Regions from separate parts of the Homo sapiens genome. Here region 1 is linked to region 2. The links are chromatin loops, found by intact Hi-C in ENCODE. Cell type or tissue: spleen. All regions are shown on one strand. Links, peaks and the distances in the headings refer to the core of each region. The heading gives the core; the rest is flanking DNA. Region 1 has its middle 31 kb from the start of AMPH. Region 2 overlaps AMPH (amphiphysin).

The links. Peaks named below come from ENCODE experiments on the same cell type or tissue, not always from the same donor. Only the 100,000 strongest peaks of a DNase experiment are listed, where the experiment ranks them.
Region 1: it touches region 2 in a loop (4-fold over the local background); 57 of 110 quality-filtered maps call a loop at or near these places.

What each region holds. Positions count from the first base shown.
Region 1 is chr7:38,653,264-38,670,715 of GRCh38, forward strand. It overlaps the pseudogene KRT8P20. Among named protein-coding and RNA genes, the nearest start is that of AMPH, 31 kb to the left of the region's middle. In spleen, for the core only: a CTCF peak has its summit at 7,472 (motif pointing left); no DNase peak of the experiment used is centred there; H3K27ac peaks cover 764 bases.
Region 2 is chr7:38,397,328-38,399,827 of GRCh38, forward strand. All of the region lies in intron 17 of AMPH (amphiphysin), which reads right to left. Among named protein-coding and RNA genes, the nearest start is that of TRG-AS1, 57 kb to the left of the region's middle. In spleen, for the core only: a CTCF peak has its summit at 1,558 (motif pointing right); a DNase peak (open chromatin) is centred at 1,595.

The DNA of each region.
Region 1 (17,452 bases), core at 6,287-8,786, 260 kb after region 2:
ATTTTCTCCCTGACTACTAGGAAGCTGAAAGACTTGTTGTTGTTGTTGTTCTGCCAGGACATTTGGATTTGCTGTTCTGTGCTTGCCTGCTTATATCTCTGCCCATTTTTCTATTAATCATCTTTTTTCAGTTATAATTAATATAGTTCTTTGTACTTAATATATCCTTCAGCTATTAGATCCATTACACACTTTCCCCAATCCATTATTTGTACTTTACTTTTGTATGTCTTATATTTCACCTTTTAAAATGTCTTAATATTTATAAAAATCAAATCTGACTAATTTTTATAATAGCTTATAGGTTTCCTGCTTCATCAATCTCCAACTTGTACTTATGGTCTCCTACATTTTCTTCTAAAGTTCCATCCTTTTATTCTTTACCTTTAAGATTTTGATCCACCTGAAATTTATTTGTGTGTAAAATGAGAGGCAGGAACCAAAATTATTCTTTCCCAATACATAGCTGATTTTGCCTATATTATTTATTAAATAAACCACTGTTCTGTGATAAATTAATATATATTTATTATCTATTAAATTCTCAAAGGCTGCAGAATCTATTTTTGGGAACTGTATTCTATACAGTTCCACTTATCTTTTTGCTTACTTCTATGATAATATTATGCTGTTTTTATTACAGAGACTTCACTTCATTTTAATGTTTTCTAAGGTCCTTTTTTTCACATTTTCTTGACTATTCTTGAACATTTATTCTTCCATGTGAACTTTAAGTTTATTTAATCCAATTTAAGCACACACGTCAGTGTCCTCATTTAGATTGCATTCAATTTTTACTTAATGGGAAAATTCATATTTTCATAATATTAAATTTTCTCATTCAGGAATGTAGTGTATCTTTCTGTTTATGCATGGTTTATTTTATGTCCTCATATAGAACTGACCTCCATACACCCTTATCTGGAGCCATGAAGGGTAGGCTTGCCAGAACTTTTTCACCTAAGTCAACCCTGCAATAGGAGGACATCTCAGAGCACCTTTTGCATCTCCACGTGTTGTCCCTAATGGTAACTTGATCTTATCCCACACTTTCTTGCCTCTTAGAAGACACTTTTATCTATTCTCATCTTTCATTGTTTCTTTGATCATGTCTGCCTTTCTTGCACCAGCTCTTAATCTTCAGAATTCACTCAAATCTCTTCTTTTCATAAGGTCACCACCTTCCACTCCTCCCCAGCTCTCTCCAGTGTGTGCTGCAAGACCTGTGTGCTGCAGTTGCTCACACATCCAACTCTCCCTGGGGAGTGAATCAGCAGCCCAAGCATTGTCCTAGTGAACTGCTTCCAACAGTCCCTGACCTAGAATCACAAGAGGCTTGGGGAGTGGGGTGGCTCCGACACTGCAGGCCTCCAGAAGGACCCCTCACCGACACGTTGTTCCTGCCACTGTCCTCCAGTGTTCTCATGTGGGGTTCTAATGTGGGTCTCTGGGCCACTGTTTCCTGGGCTGCCATAGATCCTTACAGCTGCCATTTACTGCTTTCAGGATCTTGAACATTTGTCTCCCAACTTTTCTGACACTAAGTGCATCTTCTGAGTATATTCCCATTGTCACTAACATTCAGAACTTTGGCTCTTGTCAAATTGCTTCAATTTTGGATATCTGTGTCACTGGAGAAGTGAATCAAGCTAAATGAAGAATGCCCTTATTTTTTCTTCTGTGTTCTCTCTCTGCAAAGAGGAGAATGATCTTCCCCAGTATTGTGCTTTCTGAGACACACCTAGTGCATGATCCAAATGGTCCTTGATTCCAAGTAAAATGGCAAAGATCCACATGTAGCTGGATCCCACCTGTGATCACAATCTTTCTATGCTCTCAGATTCCACCTTACCTCAATGTTTGAAAAGAAAAAATTTCAGACCAAGAAGCAGCTTCTCCACTCCTGGAATCTCTGCCTTGTTCAGCCTGTCTGCCTCCACCATGTCCATCAGGGTGACCCAGAAGTCCTACAAGGTGTCCACCTCTGGCCTCCGGGCCTTCAGCAGCTGCTCTCACATGAGTGGGCCTGGTGCCCACCTCAGCTCCTTAAGCTTCTCCCGAGTGGGCAGCACCAGCTTCCGGGCTGGCCTGGGCAGAGGCTATGGTGGGGCCAGCAGCATGGGAGGCATCACTGCCGTCATGGTCAACCAGAACCTGCTGAGCCCCCTGAACCTGGAGGTGGACCCCAACATCCAGGCCATGCGCACCCAGGAGAAGGAGCAGATCAAGACCCTCAACAAGAAGTTTCCCTCCTTCATTGACAAGATACGTTTCCTGGAGCAGCAGAACAAGATGCTGGAGACCAAGGGGAGCCTCCTGCAGCAGCAGAAGATGGCTTGGAGCAACGTGGACATGTTCGAGAGCTACATCAACAACTTTATGCAGCGGCTGGAGACTCTGAGCCAGGAGAAGCCGAAGCTGGAGGCAGAGCTTGGCAACATGCAGAGGCTGGCGGAGAACTTCAAGAAAAAGTATGAGGATGAAATCAATAAGCGTACAGAGATGGAGAATGAATTTCTCCTCAGATGTGGGTGAAGCTTACATGAACAAGGTAGAGCTGGAGTCTCGCCTGGAAGCGCTGACTGAAGAGATCAGCTTCCTCAGGCAGCTGTATGAAGAAGAGATCCAGGAGCTGCAGTCCTAGATCTCGGACACGTCTGTGGTGCTGTCCATGGACAACAGCTGCTCCCTGGACATGGACAGCATCATCGCTGAGGTCAAGGCTCAGTACAAGGTGATCGCCAACCGCAGCCTGACTGAGGCTGAGAGCACGGACCAGATGAAGTATGAGGAGCTGCAGATGCTGGCTGGGAAGCGCTGGGATGACCTGGGGCGTACAAAGGCTGAGATCTCCGAGATGAACCGGAACATCAGCTGGCTCCAGGCTGAGATTGAGGGCCTCAAAGGCCAGAGGGCTTCCCTAGAGGCCGCCGTCACAGACGCAGAGCAGCCCGGGGAGCTGGCCATGAAGGGTGCCAAAGCCAAGCTGTCTGAGCTGGAGACCGCCCTGCAGCTAGCCAAGCAGGACATGGCTCAGCAGCTGCGTGAGTACAGGAACTGGCCCTGGACGCCTACAGGAAGCTGCTGGAGGGCGAGGAGAGCTGGCTGGAGTCTGGGATGCAGAACATGAGTATCCATACGAAGACCACCTGTGGCTATGCAGGTGGTCTGAGCTCTCCTACGGGCGCCTCACAAGCCCCGGCCTCAGCTACGGCCTGGGCTCCAGCTTTGGCTCTGGCGCGGGCTCCAGCTCCTTCAGCCACACCAGCTCCACCAGGGCCGTGGCTGTGAAGATCAAGACCCGCGATGGGAAGCTGGCGTCCGAGTCCTCTGACATTCTGCCCAAGTGAACAGCTGCGACAGCCCCTCCCAGCCTGCCCCTCCTGTGGCTGCCCCAGAGCCGGGGAGGGAGGCCGCTGTGCAGGGGAGCAAAGGGAACAGGAGACCCACCTGAGGCTCACCCCTAGCTCTCAGCCCACCCACGGGGGAGTTTACTGCCTGGGGACACCCTTTGCCCATGCCTCCAGCTACAAAACAATTCAACTGCTTTTTTTTTTTTTTTTTTTTGTACAAAATAAAACCTCAGCTAGCTCTTTCAAAAAAAAAAAATCAGTCCCACAAGGTCCCATCAGTCTCATTCTGCAGGCCAATGAGGATTTTCTTCATATTTTCAATGTGTTGAGAAGAATCTGCAGAATGTTAGGACATATATAGACAGATGAAAATACTCACACAAGGAGTAAGAAAACCTTCAGAGGAGGCAAATTTGCAAAGCAAGAACTGTGCCCCTCCCCAGTTCTAAGTCAACAACCACCCCATTAAGAGTCTATCTTAATTCTGGGGCTGTCAGCAGGTTTCCTTTCGCCTGCTCTTATTTGTTCATTTTATGGAACACAGTAGTCTGCCTTTTTTTTCATGTCTAAACTCATTTCCTGTTGAGAAAGTTCATAACCATGGCACAACAGTAATCATCTTGCATAAGTTACTCAGCTCCTTTCTGCTCTTGTTTCCTCATCTCCAAAATAAGAATAAAAATAATACTTCTTTTATAAGGTTGTGTTGAGGATCAAAATAGCTAATATATGTTAAACCCTTGGAACAGTTCCCGGACTATAATCACTGCTATATAAATGTTTGCCATCATCCTTCTTGGATGGTTTCAGTGCCCCTCGGTTACCTTTGCCATGACTCTTATTTATTTATTTATTTATTTTTTGAGATGGAGTCTTGCTCTGTTGCCAGGCTGGAGTGCAGTGGCGGGATCTCGGCTCACTGCAACCTCCGCCTCCTGGGTTCAAGCAATTCCCCTGCCTCAGCCTCCCGAGTAGCTGGGACTACAGGCATGTGCCACCACATCCAGCTAATTTTTTGTATTTTAGTAGAGATGGGGTTTCACCATGTTGGCCAGGATGGTCTCAATCTCCTGACCTCATGATCTGCCCACCTTCTGCTCCCAAAGTACTGGAATTACAGGCGTGAGACAGTGCGCCCAGCCCCCAGGACTCTTATTTTCTAAATCCTATTAGAACATCTTCTTTTTCTTTTTTTTAAAGTCAGGATCTCACTCTGTCATCCAGGCTGGAGGGTGGTAGCACAATCATAGCTCACTGTCACCTGCAACTCCTGGGCTCTAGTGATCCTCCCACCTCAGCCCCACTGAGTAGCTGAGACTACAGGTGCATGCCACTACATGGGGCTAATGTATTAATTTTTTTTGTAGAGATGGAATCTTGCTATGTTGCCCAGGCTGGTCTTGAACTCCTGGCTTCAAGAGATCATCCCATATCAGCCTCCCAAAGTGTTGGGATTTCAGGTGTGAGCCACTGCACCAGCCCTATTAGAACAAATTTCTAAATTATATGGGAATGTACAAAAACAAAAGATAAATCTGCCTGTAGAACCTTAAAACAGTTTCATGGTCCTCATAAGGTTCTTCATATTCAGGAGAGCGGGCATTGCAACATGTAAAGCCTATCTCGAAGAAAGAGACTTTTGCCCAAAGTCTATATAGACTAAGCCTCTGTCTACATTATGTCTTCTTCTCAAATCACCTCCTTGACTTCATATTACCATAATAATCCACATCCCATTATAAACTTTTAGCTTTTAGCCAGATAGGCTGTTTTGCAAAAGAGGAAGGCAATGGGGGGCTTTTGATGTTACTTTTCAGGAGTAGTTTTCCTTACCTTCTTCCTGTTGGGCCCCTGGGATCTTATCTGCCTTTAAGTGTTATAATAATTCCAGGTGCATTAGAGTATCCAATATGCCACTGAAATCTACCTCTCCCCTGATATTAACCATACACCAAATAAAAGCAGCACATAATAAAATCATCCACATCCCAAAATAGAAAAAGCACCCAAATTGTTTAAATTTTACATAGGGAGTAAGTTGTATCACACTCTATGCTAACCATGTTTATAACCATTTATGCTTGCACATATGTAATTTAAACAGCTATTATTGAGCATCTGCTCCATGTATGTCAGGCACTAGACTGGGCACTGGCAACATACTGGAACAATAACAGGGGTGGTTCTGTTGGGGAGGCAGCTAAGACAGACCAAACAGTGGGAGTCCCAGAGGTTTACTCAATAATCATGCTAATTAATACAAGCAAACCTTCCAACTGAGTTCAGTGTTCCAGGTAAAAAGGAATGTAATACAAAAAGCTGACCTGGGCTTGTGGGTCATGGAAAATTTCTCTGCGGAAGAGACATATGACAAATAAAGAATTGTGAAGTTACCCAAGGTAAGAGAAGAAAGAACATATCATGAAGCTAGATCAGGAAGCACAAAGGCCCTATGGTGGGAAAGAAGATGGCCAGTAAAAGATGCGTGAGTCATTCATGAGACAGGAACCACTGGCAGAAGACAGGATTTGTGGGGGAAGAGCCTCAGTTCAGTCTGGGACATGAGGTGTCTGAAATACCTTTGAGACATATCAAGGGAAAATATGAAATAGGTGGTTGGATATATACATCTGGAACTCAAAGGAAATGTCTGAGCCAAAGACATAACTAGATATAAATAGCTTACAGATAGCAGTTAAAATTAATGATCTTGGATACAGTTGCCTGGAAAGAAAGCATATAATGAAAAAAGACCACCTTGACAGACTTCACTTTTAATGGCTGAGTAGCAGATAAGCCCACCAACTAGGTTAAGAAGGAGCATCAGAGAGGTAGAAAGGACACCAGGAGAATGTGGTAGCACCCAAGGCAAGGGGAGGAAGAGCTGCAAGAAGGTGGAAGTTGTTAATAGTATTTAAGAACATTGCTGAATCATGTAGTAAAATAAGGTCTGAACATCATTGGATGTATTTGAGGACAGGGAGATCACTGTTGACTTTATCAGAGCTGGTTCAGGGCAGTGATTGTGGGAATGGGAGAGTGATGGGCCATGACATTCAGCCTTAAATAGGTTGAGGAAAGATTGGGAGTTAAGAAAGTGGAGACAAAAATTTTAGGCATCTCTTTCAAGAAATCTGGTTGTGAAGGAGAAAAGAGATATGCAGTGGTGGGATAAAAAGTGATTTGAGTAGCTGTTTGCCTGGATTGGCAACCTGAGCCGCCCCACCCTTCCCGTGCAGCGATCTGGGTGCAGAGGGGCCCTCTCCACTCCATGCCAGACAGATCTCCAGGCATTCAGACACCTGCTCACTGGAACAGCAGTCTGAGTCACCCCAATCTTCCTGTGCGGAGATCCTGGTGCAGGAGGCCCTCCCCACTCTACACCCAGGCAGAATCTCCATGCGTCTGAAGCACCTACCCTCCTGGGTTAGAAGTTTAGGCTGACCCCAATCTCCAGGCAGAGAACTCAGGGATGAGGAGGTCTTGCAGCTCCATGCCGAGGCACACCTCTGGATGCGAGGTGGCCATCCACTGGATTCTCCCTCAGTGCTGGTACTTGTGCCTGCCATCAGGGGACCTACAGGTGGACCTGCCTGGTCTGGCCCTGCCCATCTTGCTTCCTCCCCTCCACTGGGGCTGAAGAGGGAGCTCAGACCACCGTGCACTCCATGAATCAACCCATTTCCTGAGGCAAGCGAGAGCTTCTTCCAGTAAAAAAAAAAAAAATGCTATGTGGATGGGATCACATATATTCCCATCCACATAGCATTTTTTTTGAGACAGGTTTTCACTCTGTCACCCTGAGTGTAGTGGTGTGATCATGGCTTACTGCAGCCTTGACCTCCCGGGCTCAAGCAATCATCCCACCTCACTGTCCCAAGTAGCTGGGACCCACAGGCACATGCCACCATGACCAGCAATTTTTTTCATTTTTTGTAGAGACAGGGTCTCGCTATGTTGCCCAGGCTGTTCTTGAACTCCTGGACTGAAGGGATCCTACTTCCTCTGGCTCCCAAAATGCTGAGATTACAGATACGAGCCACCATGCCGGGCCACACAGCCAGCTCTTACCCATAAGCGCCATCTATTGGCTTGTAGGTCAAATTGCACAGCCCAATATAAAACCTGGTGACAGAAGAGCATAGGGCTACGCAAGCAAAGCCAAAAGACCCTACCCAGCATTCTCTACAGTCACACACCCTGGGGTGGGAAGGAAGGAAAGGGAAAGAAGAAAAAAACAATAATATTATTGGAAAAAAGGAAAGAAAAAGAAAAAATTCTACCTGCATGAAAATAGTTACTAAAATTAGAAGGGCAAGCATCTCTAGATGAAAAGGAACTAGTGCAAGAAACCTGGCAAAATCTGAATGTAGTGACAGTACCAAAGGATCACACTAGCTCCCCAGCAATAGTCCCTAACTAAAATGGAAACTCAGAAATGATAGCTAGATAGATAAATAATTCAAGGCATGGATTGCAAGTAAGCAGCAATGAGATCCAAGACAAGGTTGAAAGTCAACAAAAAGACATTTCTAAAGCAATCCAGGAAAGGAAGGAAGAGGTAAACATCTTCAAAAGAAATCAACCAGAACTTCTGGAATTGAAAAACTCACCTAAGGAATTTCAAACTACAATTGAAATCTTTATGAACAGACTGCACCAAGCAGAAGAAAGAATTTCAAAGCTTGAAGACTGATTTTTTGAACTACCCAGTTAGATAAAAATAAAGAGAAGAGAATTTTTTAAAATGAACACAGTTTTCAAGAAATATTGGATTATGTGAAGTGACCAAAATTATGAATTACTGGACATTAACAATAGATACAGAAGAGAAGAAAACAACCATGAAAACATTTGAGGCAATAATTCAAGAAAAGTTCCTAATCTTGCTAGAGAGATAGACATCCAGATACAAGAAATCTAGAGAACACATGTGAGATAGTGTACAAACTAAACATCATCAATGCATATAGTCACCAGACTGCCCAAAGTCAATGCTAAAGAAAAAAATCTTAAAGGCAGCAAAAGAAAAAGGTCAGATCACATACAAAAAGAACCCCATCAGGCTAACAGTAGACTTCTCAGAAGAAACCTTACAAGCCAGGAGAGATTGGAGGCCTATTTTCAGTATTCTTAAAGAAAAGAAATTCCAACCAAGAATTTCATATCCTGCCAAACTAAGCTCTATAAGCAAAGGAGAAATAAAATATTTTCCAGACAAGCAAGTACTAACGGAATTCATTACCAGTAGACCTTCCTTACAAGAGATCCTTCAGGAATTTCTCAACATGAGAACAAAATAATGATACCTACTACCACAAAAACACACATAGCCCACAGACCCTATAAAGCACCACACTATAGAAACTACAAGGCCACCAGTTAACAACTTCATAACAAGATCAAAACCTCACATATCAATATTAATCTTGAATGTAAATGGTCTCAATGCCCCACTTAAAAGGCACAGAGTGGCAAACTGGATTTAAAAAAATAAGACCCATTCATCTTCTGTTTTCAAGAGGCCTATCTCACATGAAATGACACTCATAGGCTCAAAGTAAAGAGTTGGAGAAAAAAATCTGTCATGCAAATGGAACACAGAAAAGAGCAGGGGTCGCTATTCTTATATCAAATAAAACAGATTTTAAACCAACAACAGTAAAAAATGACAAAGAAGGACATTGCATAATGATAAAAGATTCAATTTACAGAGGACTTAACTATCCTTAATATATATGCACCCAATATTGGAGCACGCAGATTCACGAAACAAGTACTTCTAGACCTATAAAAAGACTTGGACAGTCACACAACAATAGTGGAGGACTATCAACACCCCACTGACAGCATTGACAGACTATCAAGGCAGAAAACCAACAAAGAAACTCTGGACTTAAATTCAACACTTGACTGATTGGATCTAATAGACATCCACAGAAAACTCCACCCAACAACCTTGGAATATATATTCTTTTTATTTGCACATGGAACATACTCCAAAATCAACCACATGGTAGGTCATAAAGCAAGTCCTAATAAATTCAAATAAATCAAAATAATTCCAAACGTCCTCTCTGATCACAGTGGAATAAAACCAGAAATTAATACCAAGAAGTCTTTCAAAACCACGCAATTACATGGAAATTAAACAATTTGCTCCTAAATGACTTTGGGATAAACAAATAAAGCAGAAATAAAAAATCCTTTGAAATAAAAGAAAACAGAGACACAACATACCAAAATCTCTGGGACACAACAAAATCAGCATTAAGACAAAAGTTTATAGTGCTAAAGACCTACCTCAAAAAGTTAGAAAGATCTCAAATTAACACTCTAACATTACACCCAAAGGAACTAGAAAAACAAGGACAAACTAACTCTTACACAAGCAGAAGAAAAGACATAACTAAAACCAGAACAGAACTGAGCAACGTTGAGACCCCGAAATCCATGCACATAATCACATAACCAAATGTTTGTTCATTGAAAGGATAGATAAGATCAATTGCTGCTAGCTAGATTAGTGTAGAAATAGACAGAAGATCCAAATAAGCACAATCAGAAAGACAAAGGTGGCATACAACCAATCCCACAGAAATATAAAAGATCCTCAGAGACTATTATGAACCTAGAGAAAATGGATAAATTCCTGGAAACACACAGTCTGCCAATATTGAATCAGGAAGAAATTGAAACCCTGAATAAACCAATATTGAGTTCCAAAATTGAATCAGTAATTAAAAAAAAAAAAAACCTACCTACCCAAAAAGCCCTGGACCAGGTGGATTCACAGCCGAATTCTATCAAACATTCAAAGAGGAGTTGATACCAATCCTACTGAAAGTATTTCAAAAAATCAAGGCGGAGAGACTTCTCCCTAACTCCTTCTATGAAGCCAGCATCACTCCGATACTAAAACCTGGCAAAGACACAAGAAAAGAAAACTACAGGTCAATATCCCTGCTGAACATAGATGGAAAAAATCCTCAAAAAATTACTACCAAAGCAAATCTAGCAACACATCAAAAAATTAATTCTCTATGATCAAGTAGGCTTCATTCCTGAGATGCAAAGTTGGTGCAACATATACAAATCAATAAATGTGATTCATCACATAAACAGAACTAAAAACAAAAACCATATGATCATCACAATGTGGAAAATGTTTTTTAATAAAATTCAACATCTCTCCATGATTAAAACCCTCAAGAAACTATGCTTAGAAGCAATATATGTCAAACTAATAAGAGCCATCTATGCAAACCCACAGCCAACATCATACTGAATGAGCAAAAACTCAGACCATTTCCCCTGAGAACCAGAAAAGGATGCCCACTCTCACCACTCTTATTCAACATAGTACTAGAAGTCCTTGCCAGAGCAATGAGGCAAGAGAAAAAAATAAAAGGCATCCAAATAGGAAAAAAGTCAAACTACCTCTCTTTTCTGATGATATGGTTATATACCTGGAAAACCCTAAAGACTCTACCAAAAGTCTCCTGGAACTGATAAATGACTTAGTAAAGTTTCAGGATACAAAATCAGTGTACAAAAATCAATAGCATTTCTACATATCAATAACCTTTAAGCAGAGAGCCAAATCGGGAATGCAATCCCATTCACAATAGCTGCCGAGAGAAGGAAGGGAAGGGAAGAGAAGGGCAGGGCAGGGCAGGGCAGGGCAGGGCCTAGGAATACATCTAACCAAGGAGATGAACTACAAGTTCTACAAGGAGATCTACAAAACACTGCTGGAAGAATCATAGATGACACAAACAAATGGAAAAACTTTCCCTGCTCATGGTTTGGGAGAATCAATATGCTTAAAATGGCCATGCTGCCCAAAGCAATCTACAGATTCAATATTACTGCTATCAAGCTACCAATGTCATTTTTCATGGAGCTGGAAAAAACTATTCTAAAATTCATATGGAACCAAAAAAGAGCCAAAATAGACAAAGCAACCCTAAGCAAAAAGAACAAAGCAGTAGACATCACATTACTTGACTTCAAACTACACTGTAAGTTAACAGTCACCAAAACAGCATGGTACTTGTACGAAGACAGAAAGATAGGCCAATGGAACAGAATAGAGAACCCAGAAATAAAGCCACATACCTACAGCCATCTGATCCTTGACAAAGTCGACAAAAATAAGTAATGGGGAAAGCACTCCCTATTCAATAAATAATGCTGGGATAGCTGGCTAGCCTTATACAAAAGAAAGAAACTGCCCCCCTCTCTTTCACCAAATACAAAAACTAATTCAAGATTATTTAAAGACTTAAATGTAAGACTTCAAACTATAAGAATCCTAGAACAAAACCTAGGAAACACCTTTCTGGACATTGGCCTTGGAAAAGAATTTATAACTAGGTCCTCAAAAGTAACTACAACAAAACCAAAAGTTAACAAGTAGGACATAATTAAACTAAAGAGCTTCTAGACAGCAAAACAATCAATACAGTAAACAGACAACATATAGAATGGGGGAAAATATTCACAAGTTCTGCGTGTGACAAAGGTCTAATATCCAGAATCTATAAAGAACTTACGCAATCGAACAAGCAAAACCAAATAACCCTATTTAAAATGGACAAAAGACATGAACAGATATTCTCAAAAGAAAAAAAAAGAAAAAAAGCAGCCGGCTGGGCAAGGTGGCTCACGCCTGTAATCCCAGGACTTTGGGAGGCCGAGGTGGGTGGATCACCTGAGGTCGGGAGTTTGAGACAAGCCTGACCAACATGGGGAAACCCTGTCTCTACTAAAAATACAAAATTAGCTGGATGTAGTGGCGTATGCCTGTAATCCCAGCTACTTGGTAGGCTGAGGCAGCAGAATCGCTTGAACCCGGAAGGCGGAGGTTGCAGCGAGCGGAGATCACGCCATTGCACTCCAGCCTGGGCAACAAGAGCGAAACTCCATCCAAAAAAAAAAAAAAGAAAGAAAGAAAGAAAACAGAAAAAAAGGAAAGAAAAGCAGCCAACAAACATGAAAAAATTCTCTTCACTACTCTTCAGGGAGCTGCAAATCAATACCACAACACACCAGTCAGAATGGCTATTACTAAAAAGTTAAAAAAAACAATAGACGCTGGCAAGACTGTGGAGAAAACAGAATACTTACACACTGTTGGTGGGAATGTACAATTAGTTCAGCCACAGTGTAAAGCATTGTGGGGATTTCTCAAAGAAAAAAGAACTACCATTCAACCCAGCAATCCCATTGCTGTGTATATAGCTGAGAGAAAAGAAATCATTCAACCAAAAAGACACATTCACTTCTATGTTCATCACAGCACTCTTCGCAATAGCAAAGTCATGGAGTCAACCTAGGTGCCCATCAACAGTGGACTGGTTAAAGCAAATATGGTGCATATACGCCATGGAATACTATGCAGCCATAAAAAGGAATGAAATCATTTCCTTTGCAGAAATATGTATGCAGCTGGAAGCCATTATCCTAAGTGAATTAACATAGGAACAGAAAACCCAATGTTGCATGTTCTCACTTATAAGTGGGAGCTAAACAATGGGTACTCATGGACACAAAGCACGGAATAATAGACACTGGGGACTACTATAGAGGACGGGGAGGGAGTGGGGCAAGGGCTGAAAAAAAACTACCTATTGGACACTGTTCAGTACCTGGGTGATGGGATCAATTGTACCCCAAACCTCAGCATTATGCAGTATGTCCAGCTTGCACATGTAATGCCTTAATTTAAAATGTGAGTTGAAATTATTTTTAAAAACTAATTTGAGATTGAGAGAGGGCTTTGTTTTGCTTTACCTTTTTAATTATGAAAATAATTATATATGAAATAGCATATACAATATGCATATATATGTATGTGTATAGATAGGTGTGTGTGTGTGTGTGTGCAGTTTAAAGAATAAAAATAAATATCCATGGCTTCACATCCACCTTCAGGAAAAGAACATTACCAGAACTTTAGAATTTCTTGTGGTCCCTCGCCAATCGTATCACGCTGAAGGGAAATTATTTTTAAGATAAAAGAGATTCGAGCACATTTATATGGTAATGGGAAGCATCTAGTTGAGAAGAACTGGCTGAATATGCAGTAGATTAAAGAAAAGGATATTTGATAGTGAGGCATTATTGCAATAGCAAGAGTGAATAGGCTCTAAGGCACAGTAGGAGGTGTGGCCATGTATTAGAAGAGGTGCAGGTCTGATGAGGGGAAATTAGATAGGTTTGGTGTTAGAAAGTTCAGGAAGTTCCTTTTTGATGCTTCACAACTCTCAGTAAAATAGGAAATGGGCTCATCTGCTGAAAACAAAAAATCTTCAAGGAAAGATGGGGCGTGATTTGAAGTAGTCATTGTTGAGAGTTGGAGGATGAGTTGCTCAGAGAAGTTTAATAGTTCTGCTGACCAGTGTTGAGGGCCTATTTGAGGCTGATCATGTATTTTTTTTTTATTATACTTTAAGTTCTAGGGTACATGTGCAAAACGTGCAGGTTTGTTACATAGGTATACATGTGCCATGTTGGTTGTTGGTTTGCTGCACCCATCAACTAGTCATTTACATTAGGTATTTCTCCTAATGCTATCCCTCCCCCAGCCCCCCACCCCCCAACAGGCCAGGGTGTGTGATGTTCCCTGCCCTATTTTGGTTACTGTTTTGGTTACTGTATTCTTGTAGTCAGGTAGCGTGATGCCTCCAGCTTTGTTCTTTTGGCTTAGGATTGTCTTGGCTATACTGGCTCTTTTTTGGTTCCATATGAACTTTAAAGTAGTTTTTTCCAATTCTGTGAAGAAAGTCATTGGTAGCTTGATGGGGATGGCATTGAATCTATAAATTACCTTGGGCAGTATGGCCATTTTCACGATATTGATTCTTCCTATCCATGAGCATGGAATGTTCTTCCATTTGTTTGTGTCCTCTTTTATTTCATTGAGCACTGGTTTGTAGTTCTTCTTAAAGAGGTCCTTCACATCCCTTGTAAGTTGGATTCCTAGGTATTTTTTTCTCTTTGTAGCAATTGTGAATGGGAGTTCACTCATGATTTGGCTCTCTGTTTGTCTGTTCTTGGTGTATAGGAATGCTTGTGATTTTTGCTCACTGATTTTGTATCCTGAGACTTTGCTGAAGTTGCTTATCAGCTTAAGGAGATTTTGGGTTGAGACAATGGGGCTTTCTAAATATACAATCATGTCATCTGCCAACAGGGACAATTTGACTTCCTCTTTTCCTGATTGAATACCCTTTATTTCTTTCTCTTTCCTGATTGCCCTGGCCAGAACTTCCAACACTATGTTGAATAGGAGTGGTGAGAGAGGGCATTCTTGTCTTGTGCCGGTTTTCAAAGGGAATGCTTCCAGTTTTTGCCCATTCAGTATGATATTGGCTGTGGGTTTGTCATAAATAGCTCTTATTATTTTGATATACGTCCCTTCAATACCAAATTTATTGAGAGTTTTTAGCATGAAGGGCTGTTGAATTTTGTTGAAGGCCTTTTCTGCATCTATTGAGATAATCATGTGGTAACTGTTGTTGGTTTTGTTTATGTGATGGATTACGTTTATTGATTTGCGTATGTTAAACCAACCTTGCATCCCAGGGGTGAAGCTGACTTGATCGTGGTGGATAAGCTTTTTGATGTGCTGCTGGATTCAGTTTGCCGGTATTTTATTGAGGATTTTTGCATCAATGTTCATCAGGGATATTGGTCTAAAATTCTCTTTTTTTGTTGTGTCTCTGCCAGGCTTTGGTATCAGGATGATGCTGGCCTAATAAATGAGTTAGGGAGGATTCCTTCTTTTTCTTTTGATTGGAATAGTTTCAGAAGGAATGGTACCAGCTCCTCTTTGTACCTCTGGTAGAATTCGGCTGTGAATCCGTCTGGTCCTGGACTTTTTTTGGTTGTTAGGCTATTAATTATTGCCTCCATTTCAGAGCCTGTTATTGGTCTATTCAGAGATTCAACTTCTTCCTGGTTTAGTTTTTGTCCAGGAATTTATCCATCTTCTTCTAGATTTTCTAGTTTATTTGCATAGAGGTGTTTATAGTATTCTCTGATGGTAGTGTGTATTTCTGTGGGATCGATGGTGATATCCCCTTTATCATTTTTTATTGCACCTATTTGATTCTTCTCTCTTTTATTCTTTATTAGTCTTGCTAGCGGTCTATCAATTTTGTTGATCTTTTCAAAAAACCAGCCCCTGGATTCATTGATTTTTTGAAGGGTGTTTTGTGTCTCTATCTCCTTTAGTTCTGTATTTTAAGTGACATCAATCTGCTCTGTTGTGTGTCTTTCTCTTTCTTTCTCCAGGAATATTTGGTGATATGGTTTGGCTGTGTACCCACCTAAATATCATCTTGAATTATAGTTCCTATAATCCCCATGTGTCATGGGAGGGACCCGGTGGGAGGTTATTGAATTATAGGGGCAGGTACCCTCTTGCTGCTGTTCTTGTAATAGTGAGTGAGTTCTCACGAGATTTTCTCCCCTTTTTGCTCGGCACTTCTTCTTCCTGCCATCAAGTAAAGAAGGATGTGTTTGTTTCCCCTTCAGCCATGATCATAATTTTCCTGAGGCCTCCACAGCCATGTGGAACTGTGAGTCAATAAAACCTCTTTCCTTTATAAATTACCCAGTCTTTGGCAGTCCTTTATAGCAGGGTGAGAACAGACTGATACATTTGGCCATTTAAATGTAAGTGTAGAAAAAAAGAAACTTGGAGAGTTGCAGTTCTGCTGGACACATGAAGAAAATACTGAGGATCAAAGTAGTAGAGAATATTAGCAAGAGCTTAAAAAGAAATCCACATTATGATAGAAGGGAGAGGAACAAAAGAGAGTCACAAGACCAGAATTTCCAGTGAGGATGGAGGGTGGTCAGCCAGGAGTAGGAGGCTTGAATGAATGATTTGGAGGTAACAGAAGTTTGGATGATAACACAGCCCAAGCTGCAGTGGGAAGGATCACTCATCCTCCACTCCTGGCACTGCCTTTATTTGGAGTGGTTCTCTTTGTCCTTCATTCACCTCTACTCTGTGAGATGAAGAGCTTCTCTGATTGGTAAGCTGAGAGAAGAAGTTATTCATGAGTACCCAGTTATGTTCTCCCTTGCACTGCCCCAAGGAGCGCATTCTGATCTGCTTTGCTGACTTTCTCCTGGAGAAGCCTGTACCCATTCAGCCAGGCAAATGCATTTAATTCTAGGGCCCACTATCGGGAATCTTATTGTTGGCTGCATGGCTAATTCAGCATCTGTAATAATGATGAGAAATTCATTTCCATCTATCTTGCTCTTTCTTTATCTTATAATTCGTTCAGAACTTAATTAGAAAAGAGGAGTGTAATTATTTATGGCCCATCTTCAATCCAACACCATAATTTTTAGAGATGGAAGCTTGGGAACTGTGGAGGGGAAGGCCATTAGAAACGGAGTGATCAAAGAACAGAGAGACCGAAGTGTTAGATGAGTTCTTCCAATAGATGTTGGAGTCACTCAGGATGTGGGACTTGGGACAGAGAGGAGGGTTAGCAACCAGGTTTCACAATATTTAATCCACGGGGAGGACTGAGCATGAGATCAGGTCAAGGGTATGGTGTGAGCCAACAAAGAGCTGAATTTTGTTTTGTTTTATTTTTTTAAACTGCTCATGTCTAATGTTTGGAAATGGCAATGGGAACAAACAGGAAACCAGCTCCATGACCTATAAATGGGTCAACAGCAAAGTCATGTGGAGCATGACAGAGATGATGGCATAGTGAGATTAACAGCCACGGGAACTCAGGCTTTGGAACTGAAGGAACAACAGCAGGGCTTCCAGGCAGGGATGATTTAGTCTAAACAGTCTGAGTAGTCAGGAGTTCGCTTCCTCAGCCTGGAAACAGAAGATGAAAGGACTGATTCCCAGCAATTGCAGTCCCTACTCACATGGACCAGGATGGGGACCAACCCAAAAGCTGATAGTTTTTGTGTTCATGCACAGCTGACCCTAGAGGTTTCAGGCCTCATTCGTGTGACTTAGGGAGTTGGTCCCACAGCCTAGTGGATTGAGGTGAGCCCTGTGGCTGAAAGCTCACGACGCAGGCTATAGGCACCCCCTCCACCGCTAC
Region 2 (2,500 bases), core at 1-2,500:
AAACTTGTTCCATACGAACATAATGTTTATTATTAACCTGTAACTTGTCTCTAGATATCTATCAATTTGGTTGTATAAGATTTTACCATCACTAAATATACATGTTATCACCTTTCCTTTGCTAGATAATTTAAGCAGGCAACGAAACTGGACTCCTATCTTTTGCCATATACAAAAATTAAATAAAAATGGATTAAATACTTAAATATAAGTCTTCAAACTATGAAACTACCAAAAGGAAACATTGGGAAAGCTCTCTAGGACACTGGACTGGGTAAAGATTTCTTGAGTAATATCCCAAAAGCACAGGCACACAAAGCGAAAATGGACAAATGGGATTACGTCAAGTTAAAAAGCCTCTGCACTGCCAAGGGAACAATCAACAAAGACAACCTGCAGAATGGGAGAAAATATTTGTGAACTACCCATCTGACAAGGGATTAATAACCAGAATACATAAGGATCTCAAACAACTCTATGGGGAAAAAATCTAATAATTCCAATTAAAAAATGGGCAAAAGATCTGAATAGACAGTTCACAAAAGAAGACATAAATAGCAAACAAGTATGTGAAAAGGTGCTCAACCTCACTGATCATCAGAGAAATGCAAATCGAAACTACAATGAGATCTCATCTCACCCCAGTTAAAACGGCTTTTATCCAAAAGACAGGCAATAACAAATGCTGGCGAGGAAGTAGAGAAAAAAGAAACCTCATATACTGTTGGTGGAAATGTAAATTAATGCAACTATTATGGTGAACAGTTTGGAGGTTCCTCAAAAAAAAAAAAAAACACAAAAACTAAAAGTAGAGATACCATATGATCCAGCAATCCCACTGCTAGGTATATACTCAAAAAAAAAAAAACAAAAAAAAAAGGGAAATCAATATATCAAGGAGGTATCTGCACTCACATGTTTATTGCAGCACTATTCACAATAGCCAAGATTTGGAAGCAACCTAAGTATCCATCAACAGATGAATGGATAAAGAAAATGTGATACATATATACAATGGAGTACTATTCAGCCATAGAAAACAATGAGATCTTGTCATTTGCAACAACATGGATGGAACTGGAGGTCATTATGTTAAGGGAAAAAAGCCAGGCACAGAAAGACAAACTTTGAATGTTCTTACTTATTTCTAGGTGCTAAAAAGTAAAACAATTGAATTCATGGAGACAGAGAGTAGAAGGATGCTTACCAGAGGCTGGGAAGGGTAGTGAGGAAGTAGGGGGGATGGTTAATGGGCACAAACAATAATTAGAAAGAATAAATAAGACCTAGTATTTCATAACACAAACAGGGTGACTACAGTCAACAATAACTTATTGTACATTTTAAAATAACTAAAAGAATATTACTGGATTATAATGCAAAAAAAGGATAAATGCTTAAGGAGGTGATAGATATATTTACCCTGAGGTAATTACTACATGTCATATATCTGTATCAAAATATCTCACGTACCTCATAAATATATCCACCCCCTACGTACCCACAAAAGTTAAAAATAAACATAAAATAAAATAATAAAAAACAGGTATTAGCTGCTGTGACACCAACCACCAGCAGGTGGCGGCCAAAGGCTCTGCCTGACTGCTCTGACGTTCCTGACGTTGTAGGAGCAAATACCTCAGCCTCAGCACCTCAGCTGTGATTTTTGTCACATAAAAAAGAACTGCAGCATGCAGAAAACGAATTTTAAGAATGATAAATAAATATCAGGAAAATACCGAAATTAACAACTCTGGCAAAGGTAAGGTGCTAAGGAATTGGCACTTTAGACTTTAAAGAGAAGCCAAACAATTTTAATGATCTACTTGGAAAACAAACAACACTCCTACACCCTACTTTGAGTCCATTAGTAATGAATTCCCATTTTTCCAGCTGCTGTTTACTTACCACGTTGATTTTACAGGGCTTAAAAACTACATAAACAGAGAAGGATCATCCACTATCTGCGTATCCTCATAGCTTTCTGTTTCTGACACTAGTCTGATGATCAGGGGGCATCAGTCCTCCCTTTATGTCTGGAATCTGGTCCAGATGTTTTGCTCTTACCAAAATACTTCCAATGCCGTATTTACTGACCGCAAGAATAGAACAACATAAAAATACAATGGAAAACAGGAACCCATTTGTTCAGATTAGGTGTTAGCTGTAGATAAAATCAAGGAAAGAGTAAAAAGGTTTTCATCAATGAAAGTTATACCTCTTATTATTATTGTTGTTGTCATGCATTTCAATTTGTTAGCTATTTGTAGAGCTATAAAAGAAAAAACATTTTCTATGCTCTGCTTGCTACAGTACATGTTATACCTGCTAGGAAAAACCACAATGATAAATGACTACCATTTGCTTTTTAAAAAATGTTACTCACAAAGACCAGGGACTGAATCTGCTGAAAGTACTTCAAGCCTTTCATACCCAGTGCTATCAAATGTTTCTCTTCACTCTAAATGTTCAGAAAAACACAATTATCCTATCTTCTGCC